Linked DNA regions of Mus musculus: region 2 is linked to region 1. Evidence: chromatin loops called from intact Hi-C (ENCODE). Cell type or tissue: left cerebral cortex. All regions are shown on one strand. Links, peaks and the distances in the headings refer to the core of each region. The heading gives the core; the rest is flanking DNA.

Region 1 (10,526 bases), core at 1,592-9,591:
GAAGAAGAAGAAGAAGAAGAAGAAGAAGAAGAAGAAGAAGAAGGAGAAGAAGAAGAAGAAGAAACAACAATGGAGACATTTTTTTTTCATATTCAGCCAATGCAGCATCATTCTGGATTTTAACTGCCTAGAGTTAAGTGCTTCATGAAAGAAGAATGATGGCTTAAAATTAGAGCAAGGAAAGTAGCATTTGGAAGATTTTTTTTGTTGTTGTTAATTTTTTGGCTACACACAAAATAGTAAGTTTAATGCTTCACCAAAAAGGCTGTTGCCAGAGTTATGCCTGTCATAAAATTAATGATGGAGTAGAGGGACAGACATCATAGATGTCAATAAAGTAAGACTGCACAAGAGGTGCCTACACAGAGCTTTAGAGCTCATCAGCTTCAACAGCTCAAAGACCTTTACCTTATTTTCCAGCTTCTCACATTCACAAGTGAAGGGTAAGAAACATCTGATCAGAGAGAAAGAGTTTTTTTTTTTCTCATGGTTGTGAGGATCCAAAGAGAAATATCTTCAGAAATTTAGAAAACAAAACAAAAAAGACAAAATCAAAATACTGTGTGTCTTGCTCATTACTTTTCTGTCCAATGAATGCTGAGTGTGGCGAGGATGTGGAGAAAGAGGAACACTCCTCCATTGCTGGTGGGATTGCAAGCTGGTACAACCACTCTGTAAATCAGTCTGGTGGTTCCTCAGAAAATTGGACATAGTACTACCAGAAGATCCAGAAATTCCTCTCCTGGGCATATACCCAGAAGATGTTCCAACATGTAATAAGGACACATGCTCCACTATGCTCATAGCATCCATATTTATAATAGCCAGAACCTGGAAAGAACCCAGATGTCCCTTAACAGAGGAATGGATACAGAAAATGTGGTACATTTACACAATGGAGTACTACTCAGCTATTAAGAGCAATGAAGTCATGAAATTCTTAGGCAAATGGATGGAACTAGATACTTTCTAAAGTATTATCCTGAGTGAGGTAACCCAATCACAAAAGAACACACATAGTATTTATTCACTCACCAATAAGTGGATATTAGCCCAGAAGCTCAGAATACCCAAGATACAGTTCACAAACCAACTATAGCTCAAGAAGAAGGAAGATCAAAGTGTAGATGCTTCAGTCCTTCTTAGAAGGGGGAGCAAAATACCCATAGGAGGAGATAGAGACAGATACTCCACAAAGTGTGGAGCAGAGACTGAAGGAAAGGTCATTCAGAGACTGCCTCACCTGGGGATCCATCCCATATATAGTCACCAAACCCAAACACTGTTGTTGTTACAGACAAGTGCTTGCTGACAGGAGCCTGATATTGTTGTCTCTTAAGAGGCTCTGCCAGTGCCTGACAAATTCAGAGGTAGATGATCTCATCCAATCATTGGACTGAGCACAAGATCCCCATTGGGGGAGCTAGAGAAATGACTGAAGGAACTGAATGAGCTTGCAGCCCCATAGGAGAAACAACAATATGAACCAACCACTACCTCCAGAGCCTCCAGGAACTAAACTACCAACTGAAGAATACACATGGAGGGACCCATGGCTCCAGCTGCATATATAGCAGAGGATGGCCTTGTTGGACATCAATGGGAGGAGAGACCCTTGGTCGGGAGAAGGCTGTATGCGCCAGTGTAGGGGAATGCATGGAGATGGAAGCAGGAGTGGGTGAGTTGGTGAGCAGGGGGAGGGTGGATGGGATAGGGGGTTTTTGAAGGGGAAACCAGGAAAGGGGGTAACATTTGAAATGTAAATAAAGAAAAAATCTAATAAAAATAGAAAGAGAGAGAAATACCATTGAGTAAATGTGGCTATCTTAGCTGAGTCAGGCTACTCTGATAGTGACCACACCATATCCATTCACTTTGCTTAGATGAGAACAACTTTGTTGGGTGTTAAATAAGCAACTAATATGACCCTTATCACAAAAGGGGGGTTGCATACTATATATGTGCCCCAAACAATACTTACTATTTGAGACAAATCTCTGTCTGTCCAGAGAGGTACATTACATTTGAGCTCTGTACATTTAAACTTTAGATTCTTTCCTCCAAAATAAAGCTTTCTTTTCTTTTTTTTTAAATCAAACTCACTCACTCCCTTTCTCTATAAAATATATTACATAATCTTCATCTACATATTTGTCTGTCTATCATCTATCATCTATCTATCTACCTATCATCTATAAATCCAATTTATATCTACTTATCTATCATCTATTTATCACTTATCAACCTCTCTCTATTTCCTTTTTTTTCCATTTTTTATTAGGTATTTAGCTCATTTACATTTCCAATGCTATACCAAAAGTCCCCCATACCCACCCATCCCCACTCCCCTACCCACCCACTTCCCCTTTTTGGCCCTGGCGTTCCCCTGTACTGGGGCATATAAAGTTTGCAAGTCCAATGGGCCTCTCTTTCCAGTGATGGCCGACTAGGCCATCTTTTGATACATATGCAGCTAGAGTCAAGAGCTCCGGGGTACTGGTTAGTTCATAATGTTGTTCCACCTATAGGGTTGCAGATCCCTTTAGCTCCTTGGGTACTTTCTCTAGCTCCTCCATTGGGAGCCCTGTGATCCATCCATTAGCTGACTGTGAGCATCCACTTCTGTGTTTGCTAGGCCCCGGCATAGTCTCACAAGAGATAGCTACATCTGGGTCCTTTCAATAAAATCTTGCTAGTGTATGCAATGGTGTCAGCGTTTGGATGCTGATTATGGGGTGGATCCCTGGATATGGCAGTCTCTACATGGTCCATCCTTTCATCTCAGCTCCAAACTTTGTCTCTGTAACTCCTTCCATGGGTGTTTTGTTCCCAATTCTAAGGAGGGGCATAGTGTCCACACTTCAGTCTTCATTCTTCTTGAGTTTCATGTGTTTAGGAAATTGTATCTTATATCTTGGGTATCCTAGGTTTGGGGCTAATATCCACTTATCAGTGAGTACATATTGTGTGAGTTCCTTTGTGATTGTGTTACCTCACTCAGGATGATGCCCTCCAGGTCCATCCATTTGGCTAGGAATTTCATAAATTCATTCTTTTTAATAGCTGAGTAGTACTCCATTGTGTAGATGTACCACATTTTCTGTATCCATTCCTCTGTTGAGGGGTATCTGGGTTCTTTCCAGCTTCTGGCTATTATAAATAAGGCTGCTATGAACATAGTGGAGCATGTGTCCTTCTTACCCGTTGGGGCATCTTCTGGATATATGCCCAGGAGAGGTATTGCTGGATCCTCCGGTAGTACTATGTCCAATTTTCTGAGGAACCGCCAGACTGATTTCCAGAATGGTTGTACAAGCCTGCAATCCCACCAACAATGGAGGAGTGTTCCTCTTTATCCACATCCATGCCAGCATCTGCTGTCACCTGAATTTTTGATCTTAGCCATTCTGACTGGTGTGAGGTGGAATCTCAGGGTTGTTTTGATTTGCATTTCCCTGATGATTAAGGATGTTGAACATTTTTTCAGGTGCTTCTCTGCCATTCGGTATTCCTCAGGTGAGAATTCTTTGTTCAGTTCTGAGCCCCATTTTTTAATGGGGTTATTTGATTTTCTGAAGTCCACCTTCTTGAGTTCTTTATATATGTTGGATATTAGTCCCCTATCTGATTTAGGATAGGTAAAGATCCTTTCCCAATCTGTTGGTGGTCTTTTTGTCTTACTGACGGTGTCTTTTGCCTTGCAGAAACTTTGGAGTTTCATTAGGTCCCATTTGTCAATTCTCGATCTTACAGTACAAGCCATTGCTGTTCTGTTCAGGAATTTTTCCCCTGTGCCCAAATCTTCAAGGCTTTTCCCCACTTTCTCCTCTATAAGTTTCAGTGTCTCTGGTTTTATGTGAAGTTCCTTGATCCACTTAGATTTGACCTTAGTACAAGGAGATAAGTATGGATCGATTCGCATTCTTCTACACGATAACAACCAGTTGTGCCAGCACCAATTGTTGAAAATGCTGTCTTTCTTCCACTGGATGGTTTTAGCTCCCATGTCGAAGATCAAGTGACCATAGGTGTGTGGGTTCATTTCTGGGTCTTCAATTCTATTCCATTGGTCTACTTGTCTGTCTCTATACCAGTACCATGCAGTTTTTATCACAATTGCTCTGTAGTAAAGCTTTAGGTCAGGCATGGTGATTCCACCAGAGGTTCTTTTATCCTTGAGAAGACTTTTTGCTATCCTAGGTTTTTTGTTATTCCAGATGAATTTGCAAATTGCTCCTTCTAATTCGTTGAAGAATTGAGTTGGAATTTTGATGGGGATTGCATTGAATCTGTAGATTGCTTTTGGCAAGATAGCCATTTTTACAATGTTGATCCTGCCAATCCATGAGCATGGGAGATCTTTCCATCTTCTGAGATCTTCTTTAATTTCTTTCTTCAGAGATTTGAAGTTTTTATCATACAGATCTTTCACTTCCTTAGTTAGAGTCATGCCAAGATATTTTATATTATTTGTGACTATTGAGAAGGATCTATCTACTTACCAATCCATCATCTATCTACCTACTGATCTATCTATCATCTATCTATTTCATTTATCTCTTATCATCTATCAATCTATCTATCTATCATCTATCTCATGTATTTATATCTCTATCGTCTATCTATCTATCTATCTATCTATCTATCTATCTATCTATCTATCTATCTATCTATTTATCTATCTACTCTCTGTCCTCCTATTGCATGAAAAAGTAGAATACTGATTTGGTTTCAACTCCTCCCGAGCTTCAGTGACGATGCAGTGCGCACCTTGCAGGCAGTAAATGTCCCTGCATACCCATTCTCGTATGTGGGTCTTAAAGTCCAGACCACCCTGAGGATTTTAACATTTGAAATGCGATTTTTCACAGGACCATATTGTCTGGTTGTCCTTGTGATCTGTCACTGGTAATCAAACTTTGCTTTTGGTGATTGTGTTTGAAATTATGTGTTTGGTGATTGTGTAGAATTATGTGTCCACATTTTCACATAATTCAGACTGAATATTGGCAGATCTGCCCTGATCACCAAGGCACATCAGGATGTCAGTACTTCGATGCCTGTTCTCTGTAAAACAGAACATAGGACTTGGAGCTGATGGGTGCCACCTTAAATTGGGGGAACTCTGTACATTTCACACACTTGAGTGTAAGATGCTTAGACACAACCATGGCTAAACTTCTCTCTCCCCTTTCATCTAAATATATGGGTTTTGAGTAGGATTGAGATCATTTTCAAACACCATCTTTTTTTCCTAACATAATTCTTCTTCTTCTTTTTTTTCTAACTTATATTAAAGACTTCCAGTTTCATCTCCCAAACACAACTCATACTTTCCTGCTTCTTACCATCTGCTGGGACCCAGCATCTGCCGTTTCCCGCCTACTTCTTCTGTACCCCTGGTAGTCTGTGATTACACACTCTCAACTATGGTATTGGTGCAGAGGCGTGGCACCCAGATGGCTCTTTTGAAAATGTTCTCACCCACCACTGCCCCCACCTAAACCTATTGTGCTCAGAATAAAATTCAGACTCCTGATGATGACATAAAGATACTGGCTCCTTGTGTATCTTTCTGGTGTACTTTGATTTCTTCTGTCTCTTTACTTCTTCCCACCCTTCCATCCTCTCTCTGCAACTCACCCACTCATTTGCTCTTTCACAGGGACCACAGATTGGCCTTGGAACACAGATCTTGCATTTCTTTTGCTTTTATCAGATTGTGTTCTTGGGTTCTGTGCATGGCTGGTTCCCTTTGTCTGTCAGATTTCAGGTCAAGTATCCTTTCTTCAGTCTTACCCTTCCTGTGTGAGTCCTCTTTCGCAACTGAATTACCCTCCAGCCACCTTCATTTTCCGCACAGAAATTTTCATGCCCTCAATTTACTTGGCTTCCTAATCCCTTCCATTCAAGGTTGCACCTCACTGTGCATATGCAACCTCTGTGATGACAGAGGCCACTCCTTTTCTCTTGAGACTCTCCTGATGTCTCGGACATTGCTCAGCAAATACTTGTGAAATGGGTTAAAAATGTTTCCACCGAGAGCATATGCTTACAGCCTGTGCAGCTGCTGAGGAGATCCCAGCCCAGTGGTAGACACAAATGAAAAGTCTGTTTCTTTTCCAAGTGTTTTTAGAAACAGAGAAAAATCAATAACCATAAAAAATTACTATTTCTTTTCCCCCCAAATTTTGACTCAATGTTTAATGCATGTTAATGTTAGCCCAGTTTACACCCATAGGAACATATATAAGAAAATAAACAACTTTCACAGCTACAAGAAAGGAAAAATAAAGAGACTTCTAGTTCAGTGGCTGGCAAAATGTCCCATAAAGGGCCAGAAAATAGTAACTACTTTAGGCTTTGCAAGCAACACAGTCTCTGACAAAGACATTTGTCTTGATGGTCACTGGATGAGTATGCACAAAGTTGTACACTCCAAGTACATCTGTGCTTCATTATAATCTCACCTACTGACATTACAATATGGATTTCATACAATCTCCACCTAACAGGAAGCATTGATCTTATTTTTCTTATTTTCTTCAATAATTCAAAATATGAAAACACTATTATCTTGCAGGCCACATAAAAGCCAGGGTTGAGAAGATCTGAGCTGAGGCCTGTAGTGTGCTCTCCCCCTCTAGATATATTTAATTTTACTCAACTCCCACTACTTTGGCCTGAATAAATTGATATGTATTCTCCCTCATTATAACCCCCCCAAGCCTCATTTGTGTAGTAATGGAAGGAATACTTTATGTTATATAGCTTCCTCATTGGATAACACATGTTTTCTGAAAATTATTTTTATAAATTCACATTAGTCTGTGTGTTTTTCCACACACCCTACTCTGCTATTCTATGCTTTGTTACTCGACCCTTCCATCATTCCTACTCTCTCAGATGAAGACCATGCTTGGGAAAAATGAAAGAAAGATAAATAAAAATGTAGTATATGCTCTATGTACTATATTCTAAAGAAAAATATTTTATCATCACTTAAATATAATTATAAAATTAGGAATAAGGAACATTTAAATAACTACTTCCTATTTGTGCTTCTTCTTTAAACTTCTTATTCCAAGTCCTCTGAGTGTTCCACTTCACTATATTTAGATCTTAAGTGTCTTCCAGGGGCCAATGGGTTGGAGGCTTTGTATCCACGCCATATCATTATTGAGAGGAACCTTGAGCAAGAGAAATGACATCTGACCTTTGTGGTGTACCTCTGAAAGAGATGCTAGGATCTCACCCTCTTCTTACCTATTTTTTCTTCATGACTGCTGAAAACTTGAGATGGTTAAGTTTTTCTCCACCATATGTTCCCACCACCAAAGCAGCAGAGCAAGAGACTATGGACTGAAGACTCAGGAACTGTGGGCCTAGATAAATCTTTTTTCTTCCCAAGTTACCGTTTTGTCATAGCAATAGGGAGCTGGCCTACAGTGTTCTGGCTCCCATCCCATTCCAACTTCACCTTTTCCCCTTCACTGACTGAACAACAATCAGATTCCCAGAGCCTACCCACTCTTGTCTTATCCTAAGTTTTTCTCTGAAGCATAGTTCACAATGTCTGACAAACCCAGACATTCAATCTTTTTATACATCCTAACCTACTTGACTACATCCATATGCTATTTTGCTACCCTTTCCAAATATAAAACACTACCAATTACTCTTCTTATTGAGGGATTTGTTATGTGGGCAAAGCTAGGCAGGAATGTCTCATTCTTGATCCATGCCGCATCCTCTAGCATGGCCAGAGTAAGTATTAAAGACCATCGTAAATCAAGAATTCCTTCTGTCTAGAAGATTGCCACTTAGAAATCCGCAGGTATCTTGGGCTGAGAATGTGATCATCCCATGCCAGTGGCAAATATTTAGTGGGAATTTCTGGTTTCTTAAGGCTAACAGAGCTCAAATGATGCTATACTTGATAGGAACTATACCACAGACACTAGGCTCTAGGCCTTAAGATTCTTTTGAGAGTAATAATATTAGCCTTCCAGAAGCCTGTAACTATGAGTTCTTCTCTGTATTTCCTCTGTGTGACTATTCCTCTTTGTCATTATCTTTATACATCATTTGCCACCATATCCTCAAATCCTCTGACCTGTTGGATGCTGTTCTTGCTCAACATGCATCCAGTCCTTGGTTTATCTCCTCTTTTGCAAAACTCATCTTCTTTTCTTATGTTCAGAATTTAGATAAGATATTGAAGTTATCTCTGTGTGGCTCTGTCTCTCTTTCTTCAGTTGAGCCAGATGTCATCCCCCAGTAGTTAAACACCAGTGACATGTGAGTTATGTTTTAACTCACACTCATTTTCTTTAGCTCCAGACCCAGTTTTCCTGTCCTATGTATGATGCATGAACATTCCACTTGGTTGCACTCTGGTCATGTTGAAGGTTGTCGCTTGGCAATACTGCATGCTTGAAAGGCTTCATCTACACACAAGCTTTGCTCTACACCATCAGTGCTTTTGCTCCCTGAATGGACTCCTCTCATCAGCCAAAGCCTGGCTGACACACTTCCACTCTGTGAACCACCACAGGCCTGCAGACTGGCTGTGCTGAATAAGTACCCATAATGTTGTATATTCTTTGTATGTGCGAGTGATAATTTTGTTTGATGACAATCTTCAGCTCCTGTCATAGACCCTTGGCTCATGTTCAGATATTGATTATGGTGTATATTTACAGAAATATAGCAATTCCAAACAGTGTGGCATTCATTTGTAGAAAAGACTACATAAAACTTTGAGGAGCCAACTTTGACTGCCGAAAGCAGAGTTCTGTGGTTCTGTTTGGAAGGTTCTGAGGCAAGGAAGCCTTTGGAAAGAGGGGTACACTGTTCTTCATACTAGAATAATGTGCTTTGTGCTTGTCAACCATGGTGGCCAAAACCAGCTTCAATGTTACACACAACTATTTTTCTGTTTGGCTTTAAATGATTTTTGAGAAATTTGGAAGGCATTGAATAGTCACCTTGCCTCTGTAGACTAGTCAAAATTAAAGTAAAGCTGCCAACTCTCTGGGATCCAGTAGCCTCTGCTAGGATCCTAGGTTGATGTGGTCAGTTCCAGCAAATGAATTTTAATTAAGCATGTTGGAGGCTATTTTGAGAAATATCAACATACAACTTAGCTCTTTTCACACCACAACCAGAATGACATTAAGCTTCACAAAGAAAAACAGGGGAGGAGCTGGTTATTGTGGCTGCAAAGCATAGCAAGAGAGGGCACAATTCTTTGATTCAAAAGAAAAATATTCCTACATAGTATTTTTTTTTTTTTGTTGTTTTTGTAACTGAAACTCTGAACTTGCAGGGTATATGCAGGCTTCCTCTAGTACAATAAAATATCATACTTGCTCAGAGTTAGCCTGCTCCAAAAGAAATTTACTACCACATTGGGAAGCATTTTCTTGACCTATCTTATTTCTTCTAATCATTGTCCCCCGCCCCTTCACTGGAGAATTTCCTATTATTTAGCAACATATGGATGAAACATTTTTTTTTCAGTAATCATGTCTGAACAAAGTAATCATTCTCTCATTAGCCAATTATTCTTCAGACTCCCACAGAACAGGCAGATTTCTTAGAGAGTTACTTTTACCAACCCCATGCAATCAGATTCCCTCATCTGCCTCATTCAAATGGCCTAATTCAGAGATCACAGCACAGATAACAGAAGTTCCTTACCTTCTTGTCACACAGACATCCTATTGCAGGAGCATCTTCATTTCATCAACTCAGAAGAGCCAGTTAGAAGTAGAGTGCACAGTAGGTTGTTTGAGGGAAGAAATTATAAATGATAGAGTTCTGCTCAAGTCAAGGCTCTTGTCTACACAGTCCCTCAAAGCTCCTCTCTTGTCCTGAGTCAACCTGCTGACTTTACACAGTTCTTCTACTTTCTAGAATGTAATTTTAATTCTTTCAAAGCCTACTTTTAATGGTGATTTTAAAACACTTTAACCTCCTTTCTATCCTACCACCCACCACAGGTAGTGGAAAAGAAATAACACAGGAGAGGTGAACCTATTTAGAAAGGTCCTTTTGAGCAAATCCCATCGCATTGCCAGGAAATGAGCAGTTGAGTTCATAGGCCAGCAGTGGCAGCTAGATCCACTGGCAAACACTTCGCAGATGTTCCAGCAGTCCAATATGGTAGAGTTTGTATAGAAAACTAAAATCTGCAGCAGTGGCATGACATAGCAGAGACAGTCAGACCTCAGCCTAGGCATGAGTCATAGGGACACCAGAAGTTCTTGGCTGTGCCTCTCTCAGCGAAGTAAAGTTTATCGAAAGCACAAGAGCAATGAGCATTGCATAGCAGCTCTGCAAGCAAGCCTAGCTCAGCCTTTGCTATTTTCTGTCTAGTCCATTTTATACTCCCTCCAAGCATCACCTTTCCTCCACATGTCTTGCCTCAGAATATGAGTGGCAAAAATCTGCATGCATCTGTCTCAGGTGACATCACTCTGCCAATCGGCCAGAGTCTATGGAATCAGCAAGGAGCCCCA
Region 2 (10,526 bases), core at 1,448-9,447, 56 kb before region 1:
AGCTAACCTCCGGTGGCCTGTTACACTACTCTGCTACATTATCATAATTAAAAATTAGTCATGATTAAGCATATCCAATAAGAGATAACGTTGGCTCTATGCTTTGATGGAAGAACTGTCAGCAAACTCAAGTGATACTAGGCTACTGTACTGCCCCATTTTCAGAAAGTTGCAGTTTTTTTTTTTTCCAAGACAGGATTTCTCTGTGTAGCCCTGGCTATCTTGATACCCACTATGTAGACCAGGCTGACCTCAGACCTGGAGATCTTCCTGCTTCTGCCTCCCAAGCACTAGGATTAAAGGTGTGTGGCACCATTTCCCAGCAGAGGATTGTATTCTTGGAGTATTTTTGCATTCAGCCTCTAGGAAGATGAACTGAACAAATGTTCTCAATTTTTCTATGGTCATATGATTCATGCTTATAAATGACATCTGAGCATTTAGATATATGTCCCCTTTGAGACCAGTGGGTATCAGATGTCTGTTTTCTCAGAGAACCCAGAAGGTCCATGGGGAAAGTTATTTTTCAACTTATCTTAGAGTCATCACCACCTGCACTTACAAGGCTCATGTCCTCCATGCCTCTCTGACAGCATTTTATGGTGTTCTTTGTCCTCCATGCCTCTCTGACAGCATTTTATGGTGTTCTTTGTCCTCCATGCCACTCTGACAGCATTTTATGGTGTTCTTTGAATCTGAAAGAGTGTTTTTCCTTTCTGTAGGTTTTCTGATAGAGAAATGGTTACTCCAAGGATGGAAAATTATTATTTTGAGAGCTAGATAGATTTTTTTCAGAATTCAATCGCAAAGACACTAAAATAATTTCCTGGGTCCTAAAAAATATGTCTCAGAGGTGGTTCTGGTCATGCTTATACTTGGTTTTGTAATCCCAGAATCTGTTTGATATTGACTAAGTGTTACAATTTCATAAAATGCATGTGTATAGGCATGCGCGCGCGCACACACACACACACACACACATCACATCACATGCCAGAGAGACCAGGAAAAGTTCTGCTTTAACCCCTCCCCAGCTCCTTAATCTTCTGCAAATTAGTGTGAATGAGGCCTCAAAGTCTTGTGGAGGAGGGATAACATGAAATTAGTCAACTGTGAGCATCCAGTGATATAATACTTGTACCATGGAGCCAGGAAGACCATTCATTGCTTCTTCTGGGGCTACAGTCTTCCTATCTCTGTTGTAAAAAGCTTTCTGGAAAACCAATTGCAAGTAAACTATATTCTCACTAATCATTGTAGAAAGTTTTCATTGTTTATCTTTTACTCGGCTGATGACAGCCTTGTTGTTTTGTTTGTTTGTTTTTTTTTTTTTGCTAGTATTTCAGTTGAGATCTTATTCTAACTTTCTTCTGATTACCACTAACTCATATCCCAAAGGATAACAAATCCTCTCACCCAATCCACATAGGAACGTAACTTCTGCTTTCACAGAATTCTTTGATGTTGGCTTTATAATTTAATACAACAATGAGGATCAATAAATCAATATATGTAAAGTAGCCACAATCCCAGAACACCTCTGGTAATTTTATCTTTTTAAATGTGTATGTGTGTGTATGTGTGTGTGTGTGTGTGTGTGTGTGTGTGTGTGTCTAGTGACATTTCTCTCAGTAGAAATACAATTTACTCGCTGTCTCCTATTCTATGGGGGAACCTCTTATCTGCCACTCTCTTTTAGATACCACTTTTGTTTCAAATCAACAACATGCTCTCTCACATCACCTCTTTGAATGAAAACTTGGGTCACACATTATATATATTGCAAATGTCAAAACCTCATTAGAGCTACTAAGTATAAATGTTCTTTCTATAGCTACCTCTTCACTATTTCCCATACAGCAACAGGGCAACCTGGTGCTGGAATTTCAGAGTCTTTAACAAGAGAGGTGTCTTTAATTGTGTTTCAACTATGCTGATGTTTGACATTAAATGACCCATAATAGGTCACCGTGATGCCTGAGATCTTTTCAAGTAGCAACAGTATTTTTGCTAGGAGTGGAGGTACATAAAGAAACAAAGTATCAGTGGAGGTAATGTAAAGAAACAAAGTATCTTGTCTGTTCTCACTTTGTCTCCTTCTGCTCCTGAGTTAAGTAGCCCACCTCACTTTGAGCCATTTACCCAATATCCATGCTGCCATGACTAGTTTCTTGGGTATTTGCTTTTAAGGTCACCCTCTTTTGTTCTCATAGATCATCCTGGAAAAAGAGAAGATCCAGAGTTGCACTGACATTAGCTCTTATGTATAAAAGTCAGCTGAGTAACGATGACATTTCAAGGGCATCTCCAGAATGCACAGCTTCCTCTTTGACTTGGTCAGTGTATCAGTTTGCTTAATGACTGCACATCCACACAGGTGGCTTCACGGGGCCCATGGTAAGGCATGAAGAGGTCCTTCTATTGTTTAAGTTCACAGTTAAACACAGTAGAGAGGTTTCATTTCAGATGCAATTGGACATAGTATTACATGAGGACCCATCTATACTACTCCTGGGCATATACCCAGAAGATGCTCCAACATATAACAAGGACAAATGCTCCACTATGTTCAAAGCAGCCTTATTTATAATAGCCAGAAGCTGGAAAGAACCCAGTTGTCCTTCAACAGAGGAATAGATACAGAAAATGTGGTACATTTACACAATGGAGTACTACTCAGCTATTAAAACAATGATTTCATGAAGTTCTTCGGCAAATGGATGGAACTAGAAAACATCATCCTGAGTGAGGTAGCTCAGTCACAAAAGAACACACTTGGTATGCACTCACTGATAAATGGATATTAGCCCCAAAAGTCAGAATACCCAAAATATAACTCACAGACCACATGAAGTTCAAGAAGAAGGAAGACCAATGTGTGGATGCTTTGGTCCTTCTTAGAAGGGGTAACAAAATATTCACAGGAGCAAATACGGAGTCAAAGTGTAGAGACTGAAGGAAAGGCCATCCAGAGACTGCCCCAGCTGGGGATCCGTTGCATATACAGTCACCAAACCCAGACACTATTGTGGATGCCAAGAGGTGCTTGCTGACAGGAGCCTGATATAGCTGTCTCCTGAGAGGCTCTTCCAGAGCCTGACAAATACAGATGTGGATGCTCGCAGCCAGCCATCGGACTGAACATGGGGACCCCAGTGGAAGAGTTAGAGAAAGGACTGAAGGAGCTGAAGGGGTTTGCAACCCCATAGGAAGAACAACAATATCAACCAATAAGACCCCCCAAGAGCACCCAAGAACTAAACCACCAACCATGTGTACACATGGAGGGACTATGGATCCAGCTGCATATGTAACAGAGGATGGCCTTGTCAGGCATCAATGGGAGGAGAGGCCCTTAATCCTATGAAGGCTTGATGCCCCAGTATAGGGTGGTGACATGGTGGGGAGGCAGAAGGGGGTGGGTGGGGAAGGAATACCCTTATAGAAGCAGGGGGAGGGAGGATGTAATAGGGGGTTTCAGATGGGGGAAAACCGGGAAAGGGAATAGCATTTGAAATTCAAATAAAGAAAATATCCAATAAAAAAAAGCACTAAAAAATGCACTTTCACTTAAGTGTCTATTGTGTTGAAAACACAATTTTCTTTCATCTAATGTGACTGAGTTTCAAAGATGGTATTTAAATTTTTATTAAAATTAAGTGTCAGCATTTAGAATCTTTGGAATACTTCTATAGCAATATGCTCAATTGTGTTATTGTGTAACTTTGTATTTTACTCAATATAGTGTGAAGGGACATGGTACTGGTAAGGATAAAATAATGATTATATAATCCAGTGTCTTAGCTAAACACTAAAGAGCAATTTTGAGATGGCTGAAAGTATTTGAGAAGAGTAATTTTAGTTCTGTACAGTCTGTCTCAAGAGGAGCAAACTGTGTCCCAATATCTCATCAGTGATAGACTCTCCTGGATGACAGGGCCAAAGAACCTTGAAACAGGAAATGTCCAGTTACCCTAAGGCACCGGGTTCTGAAATGAATTCAGCCTCAACAGCAAGTCTAAATTTCTCTCCCTTAGCACTCTGGGTTGATTTATATAGACGCTCCCTGTTATAGACTCTCCTTTTCTTTCAGGACAGCTACTCAACCACCCCCCTCCCACAGCAGCCATCTGTTCTCCAGGACACATTGTCCCAGCACATTTTATCTTTTATATTTCCCACGTTTGCACTCACATTTCCCCCCTTTTCGTAGCCTTAAATGAATTATGTTTTCCTCTCGAAATCTGTAGGCCTGTTTCTGAGAAATACCACAGGTAGAACAGGTGCCTCAAGCTGCTATAGGCTACTGACAATGGGTGTGGAGGTGTCCACTATCAAATTAATTGTGAGGTAATCAATATGTTATTAGGAAGTCAGAGATGACCTTGAGGCTGCCCCTTAGTTCTCCAGAGTACTCTGATATTTGTGGCATTGATTATACTTAGACAAGTCTTCAAAGCACCCTTGGGAAACATGGGGTCCTATAAATCCTACAAAGCTTATTTCTTGCCACTTAAATTTTAGAAATTTGGATTTAAAGTGAATATGAGGCACAAGAAAGTGGGCTGATCTGTAACATGATGCCACATTGCTAACTCCAGAGCCAGTCTCTGAGAATACTGCCCTGGAGAGTGAGCAGACTGGATAGAAGACAGTGAGAGGATTTGAACCCGAGGTGGAGATGATGTCTCTGTGGCATTTCCATGTGGAACTAGGAAGACTGTGTTCAGACAGGACTCAGACTTGACGTGAGCTCTGTAATGGGCATTCTATAATTTGGTAAATCCATAGGTGGAAACCCTGAAGGTAGATGAGACTATTCAAGAGCAAGACAGATACAGGGAAATTAGGAGCAGAGGTGAGACCATTGTCAACATCAGGGAGAATTTGAAGTCAGAAATGGTGGGATTGTAAATTCACAGGATCCCATTGGATTACCTGGAAACATTGAGTTAGGGACTAATCAAATGAGACCCAAGTGAAGATGTCTTGACTGTTTTATCCCATGCAAATTCCCCAGGATAGTTTTCATTTGTTGGGTATTTTTTAATGCTTCTATTGGAGCACTGAAATCTAGGACATTAACAAATATGAGTTAAATAAATAAAGAAATGAGGAAAGGGTTCCCGATATGAGGCCTCCAGAATTTTATTTTTCTTTGAGATCAATATCCTGATAATTAAAGCGAAGGAGTGAATACCAAGGTCCCTGGTATGATGTGCCAAATATGCACCAAACACTTTCAACTTGAGCCACTGAGAAAAGCATTCATTTGCTCTTCCCAGTGGAAAAATGTATTGAAGGAGCTGATAATTAAGCACCATTAAGTAATAGAACTTGGATTTAAGTACAGTGAGTCTGGCTTCATGGTGCATAACTGCCACCATCATCAACATGTTGTCACTGGAACAGCCTTGTAGCTGTAAAGATGATGCTCATCTGAGCATGATCATGAGAAAGCTACCACATGCAGTATACTGATACCTCCATGGACACTATAAAGGTAACATAACCTTTTAAATTAAGTAAATAAACTAACTTAAGTAAATAAATAATTATTTAATACTTATTTCAGGTGGTATGTTCAGAGGATTATGCTTAAAAGTAGATCTCCAAATGATTGGATGAAAATAATGAAAACAAGCGTCTGAAGAAATGGTCCAGTGATTAGCAGCACTTCTTCCAGAGGAAGAAATGAAAATGGAATAATTTGGTGCTTTCTGTATAGTTCTTGTTCTACTTTTGTGTGAGAGTGTGTGTAGAGGTATCTATCCCCCTATATCTATATCTATATCTATATCTATATCTATATCTATACCTATACCTATACCTATACCTATACCTATACCTATACCTATACCTATATCTATATCTATCTATCTATTGATCGATCTATCATTATCTTCACTTTTCTGATAAATACAAAAATCACCCACCTGGGCAGTGGTCAAGCCAGGACCAGAAATCAGGATGATGACTGCCCAGGATCCCAAAGGCTCAGATCTACAGAGTCAGCATCAAACACATGTTGGAGAGTTTAGAATCTCCCTGAAGTGGCTCAGATCAGACCATACACACAATTTCTTATGAACATATATTATGTGAAAATATATATTTATATTTAACGTATGTTCAGGGTAGATGAAATATTTTTCATTTGAATGATAGATGAGTTTTAAAAGGAGATAAATACTATGGTTATTTATGTCAAAGTATGAGCCCACAGGACATTATAAAGGTAAATTTGTTAAATTTCTGGCATTGAACAGTACTATGTCTTGTACAGTTGAATTGCCTTAGATAGGTTGTTTCTTCGTTTGTGGCTTGAATAGTTTTCACAAGAGGATCCTGGATTTCTCCCAAATGAATACATTTGTCATAAAACATACAGGCATGGGTTTCATGATATGTGTTTTATGAAACAGAGAAATTACAGATTAAACTAAATTTTTAATTAATTTAAGTAAAATAATGTTTCAGTAGTATAACTGAAGAGTATTATGGGCATATAATACTGTAATTATTATCATTCATAATTAGAGATATCAAAGATATTAAGAAAATGAGCACTCAACATGTTACTCCCAGAGAACTTTGCCATTTGTAAGATATGTATATACAGATATATCCACATGTCCTATGAGCATGCCCTGTCTGTCAGGAATATTCAGTGAACCTGAAGTTTGCCTGTTCCATTGATTGGATACTAAAGGAAAGGAAGCTACCTTCATGTATTCAACAGTTACTGCGGAAATTGCAGCTAATCAACCAAGTCTACACAGGTGGGTGACCAGTGTATAAATAAAGAGTAACCTTCCATATCAAGAAAAATACTCTTCTGAATAGCATTTTCTGGCTGAATATCAAGAGAAGTTCAGATTCACCAGTTTATTGTTTCAGGGGAAATAAGGGCACGAAGAAGGGACTTATGCACATATTTTTAAATGGAAGTTAAGTTCAATTCTACCCCTAAAAGCCAAGGAAAGCCCAAGGTATATTCAGTACATTAATTCCAATTTTAAAACTGAGGAGGGGTAGTTTCTCCAGACGGATAGGGCTTGCCACGCAGAGCAATCCACAGAGGCTGCCTCTGCTGCCAGCACATCTGCAGTTTGGCATTTCTTATACAAGCTCATTTTGTGTGTGTAATATATTGTAACAGCCTTTGGGGAATGTAAATATTATTTTGCCACATTGAATTACAGATGCACCATATATAAGTGTAGTTGTTAAAGGATCTACTCTGCTAAAATATCGCCATTTAGAGTGCTGAGTTTTGCTCCACGAGAAATGCTTATTAAAGCCATTCATATCATCAATCAGTCACTCTCCCATTTGCCCCCTTTGAAGTTAGTCATACAGTCAAAAAATCAAGGAGTGGTCCTAACTTATATGTTGCTATTTTAGTAGTTATTCTAAAATATATACCTTTCTTTGCTTCTAAACCATGGATTTTCTTATATCCTATGAAAAAATGTCTTGCAGATAGTATAGTTTTATTATTCAGTATCATCTCTTACCTTCTTCATAAAAACAGAAACAAAGAAACAAACAGAAAACAATAGAAATACTTAAAACTTCTATGATGCCATACCGGATAAACATAAATAATGTATTTCTTGTTCCACAGACACACCAGGCACTGAAAGTTTACACTAATTACCTGTAGTTCCGTTAATGTTATGAGCTGCCCTTCATCTCTCCTACCCAGACACACCACTCAGCTTCCTCAGCAGATATATTCAACAGCTTCTGTTCACACCTGACATCAATTTCCTTTGATGTTCACAGCCTAAATGAGAACACTACAGCAAGCTGCATTTGCCAAGCATCCAGGATGCCTTTAAAATGATGGCAGGTATTTTCCTCATTAAAGCAGCCATAACAGATAGTTAGATATGATGCTGTCCCTCACCTTCTCACTAATTAATGACTATGATTGCAACCCAAATAAGATCAGGCAATTAAATGTGATAACATTTCAGAAGCAAAGAAAATATACAACAATCACGGAATAGCTCTTTGCCGATAAATAAAGTTGATCTTTGGGAAATTACCATATAAATGTACTATTCTATCAAAAAAAATCACGCAGATGAAGGAAAGTAATAATTTTTCTTTTAATTGAAACATGAGTTACATATCCCATTGAATTAAAATGTTATGAGTTGGCTTATAAGAAGCTATTGTAAACAAGCTATGTTGTCTTCTGCAGCAGGATAGAGCAGTTAGTGCAGCTCGCTCGAGCACATCTTTGAAAGCACTTTGGGGAGTATGTTTAACTCATCTTAGCAAAATATCTAAGTGTATTATTTTGCCAGCATATGTGTGACTAAGACAGAAATGAAAGATTATAAGGAAAAAATGGTAAAAGGTGTCGTTGACCCTTCCGTAGTTCACAAACATGGTGCCTCAGTTATTTAAGGACTTCTGACTGGCAGGAGAGATTGCTCAGTGCTTAAGAGCAATGGCTGTTCTTCCAGAGGACTCAGTTTCAATTCCCAGCACCCAGTGACTCACACTTACCTGTACCTTTAATTCCAAGGGATCCTGCCCCTTCTTCTGTTCTCTGTGGACAGTGCATGCATTCATTGTACAGCTGAACATACAAATAAGACACCCATACATACAAAACGAAAATAAAGGGTAAAAATTTAAGAAAAAAAAATCTACTGTGAAAGCCAGAGCTTCTGAAACAAAATTGAACACACAATTAGGGAATCAGAAAGAAAATAAAAGGAAAAAAAAGTATGAAAAAAAGAAAAAGTTAAAAAAAAATGAGCCATACAGGATTTCTGTATTTCTACTAATTTTAAATCTACATTTAATGTCCAAAAAAATATGTGCGACACGTGACTAAATGTTCCTGTTAGATGGGAGCCTCTGCCTCTACCCTGGAGAAGGGACATAGCTGGTACTCCAAACACCCAAATTTCCACTGCCTAGCTAATTATCTGAAGCCAGGAAAATCCATTCCTCTCAGCTTTTTTTTTCCTTGTTCTCCCATGAAATCTGCTTTGGATTACCATAATACTAGCATTAAGGAAAACACTTTATTTTATTGTTTCATCAATACAGGCTCGGGTGTAGCTTTTAAAATGTTATAAAGACCTGTACATTGTAATAACAGGAATGCCAATTAAAATAATCGGCCTATAGCGCTTGCTAGGAAAAGATTCAGGAAAAGGCTATAAGAAAGCATTTTCTCATTAAAGCCTTTGAAGGAGTATGAATGAAATCTGAACCATTTTAGGATTGAACAAACTCTAGTCACTGTTATAACTGGTGCCTAGGGTATGGTGGTTGTGGCAGAGTAGGTGTAGCTTTCTCTCATAATAGGAGAGGAGAGGAGAGGGTTGTGCTAGGAACAGCATGCTGGAATACAGGTAAACAGATATAAAGTTATATTTATGCATAGCATGCACATTTGTGCACATGTAGTCACATATGTAGGTCTAGTAAAGATGTGTGCTTTGGGAGGTAGGATTTCATGCTGGTCATATCCTCTTCCTTGGTAAAGCACAGAACAGTGCCTGAGACTTGTCAGAACTCAGTTCCGTCCTGGAGAAACACATACTTGCCTACAGGCTTGCTGGCTGTCATTAGGCTGTATGCCCTAGGAGCAGTGCTCTTTACCTTATAGTGTGAATCTTTTAAACCTCAATACATTTGTCAGCTCCTCTCTCTCTCTCTCTCTTCTCATTTTTGTTCCAAGGCTATATTTTCTGCCTCTCCTTCCACCCATTTCTTCCCATGGAGTAGCATTGAGTATTTTATACTCAGACACAGGCCAAGCTTGCAGGTGATTGTGCCTTTATGTGAAAATTGTATGTTCCTGTGGTCTTTTGGATTTAAGGAGTAAGGCACATAGGGTCATGTTTTCAAAGGATGTTAGAATGTCAAGTTGTAAATAAAACTTGTTGAGTTACACATTTCCATTGGAGGAATAACAATGCTCATTTTTACTGTAAATTGTTTCAGTTTTGTGAAATGTTTAACTATGGATCAATAAACAATAGTTATTTACACCACCAAGAAATGGTTAGCTTTCTAATTGACCCAATGAATTTCAAAAGAACTGATTAATTAACTAACCCATCCATGCTGTGTCTTCCAATAAAATATGCTATGTTTTGATATCACCAAACTCTGGTTTCTCTAAAGGAATTGAGAATCATGTTACACAAATACAGGGTATGGTGGGCATCAAATGAGAGAAGACAGTATTAAAATGTGCAGAAGTCTGTTTACCTTGTAATGATTCATATATAGGAAAGATTTGCAGTTGCTGACTTATAGTGAAGTTAAATTTGAAGAGGAAATATAGTAACTTTGAAAACCCACCTCAATAACTTAAGAAGTTCCTATGTGAAATAAAAATGGTTCTTTCTAATGTCAAACAATGGAACCATAAACAGTGTACTGCATTTTCCAATAATGCTATTGCAGATAAGTGAAAAGTTAAATTCTGAACAACTATTAGTATAGAAAGGAAATAGATGATAACTAAAAACAGGAGTCTGAAA

Evidence for each region. Hi-C counts contacts between places; a loop is a spot of excess contacts. Peaks named below come from ENCODE experiments on the same cell type or tissue, not always from the same donor. Only the 100,000 strongest peaks of a DNase experiment are listed, where the experiment ranks them.
Region 2: a loop joins it to region 1, with 7 times the contacts of the local background. A loop is called at or near these places in 2 of 42 quality-filtered maps.

What each region holds. Positions count from the first base shown.
Region 1 is chr1:42,008,003-42,018,528 of GRCm38, reverse strand. No RefSeq gene overlaps it. Among named protein-coding and RNA genes, the nearest start is that of Gm28175, 240 kb to the left of the region's middle. In left cerebral cortex, for the core only: no CTCF peak of the experiment used is centred there; DNase peaks (open chromatin) are centred at 5,422 and 5,983; H3K27ac peaks cover 1,084 bases.
Region 2 is chr1:42,063,842-42,074,367 of GRCm38, reverse strand. No RefSeq gene overlaps it. Among named protein-coding and RNA genes, the nearest start is that of Gm28175, 190 kb to the left of the region's middle. In left cerebral cortex, for the core only: no CTCF peak of the experiment used is centred there; DNase peaks (open chromatin) are centred at 4,110 and 4,573; H3K27ac peaks cover 790 bases.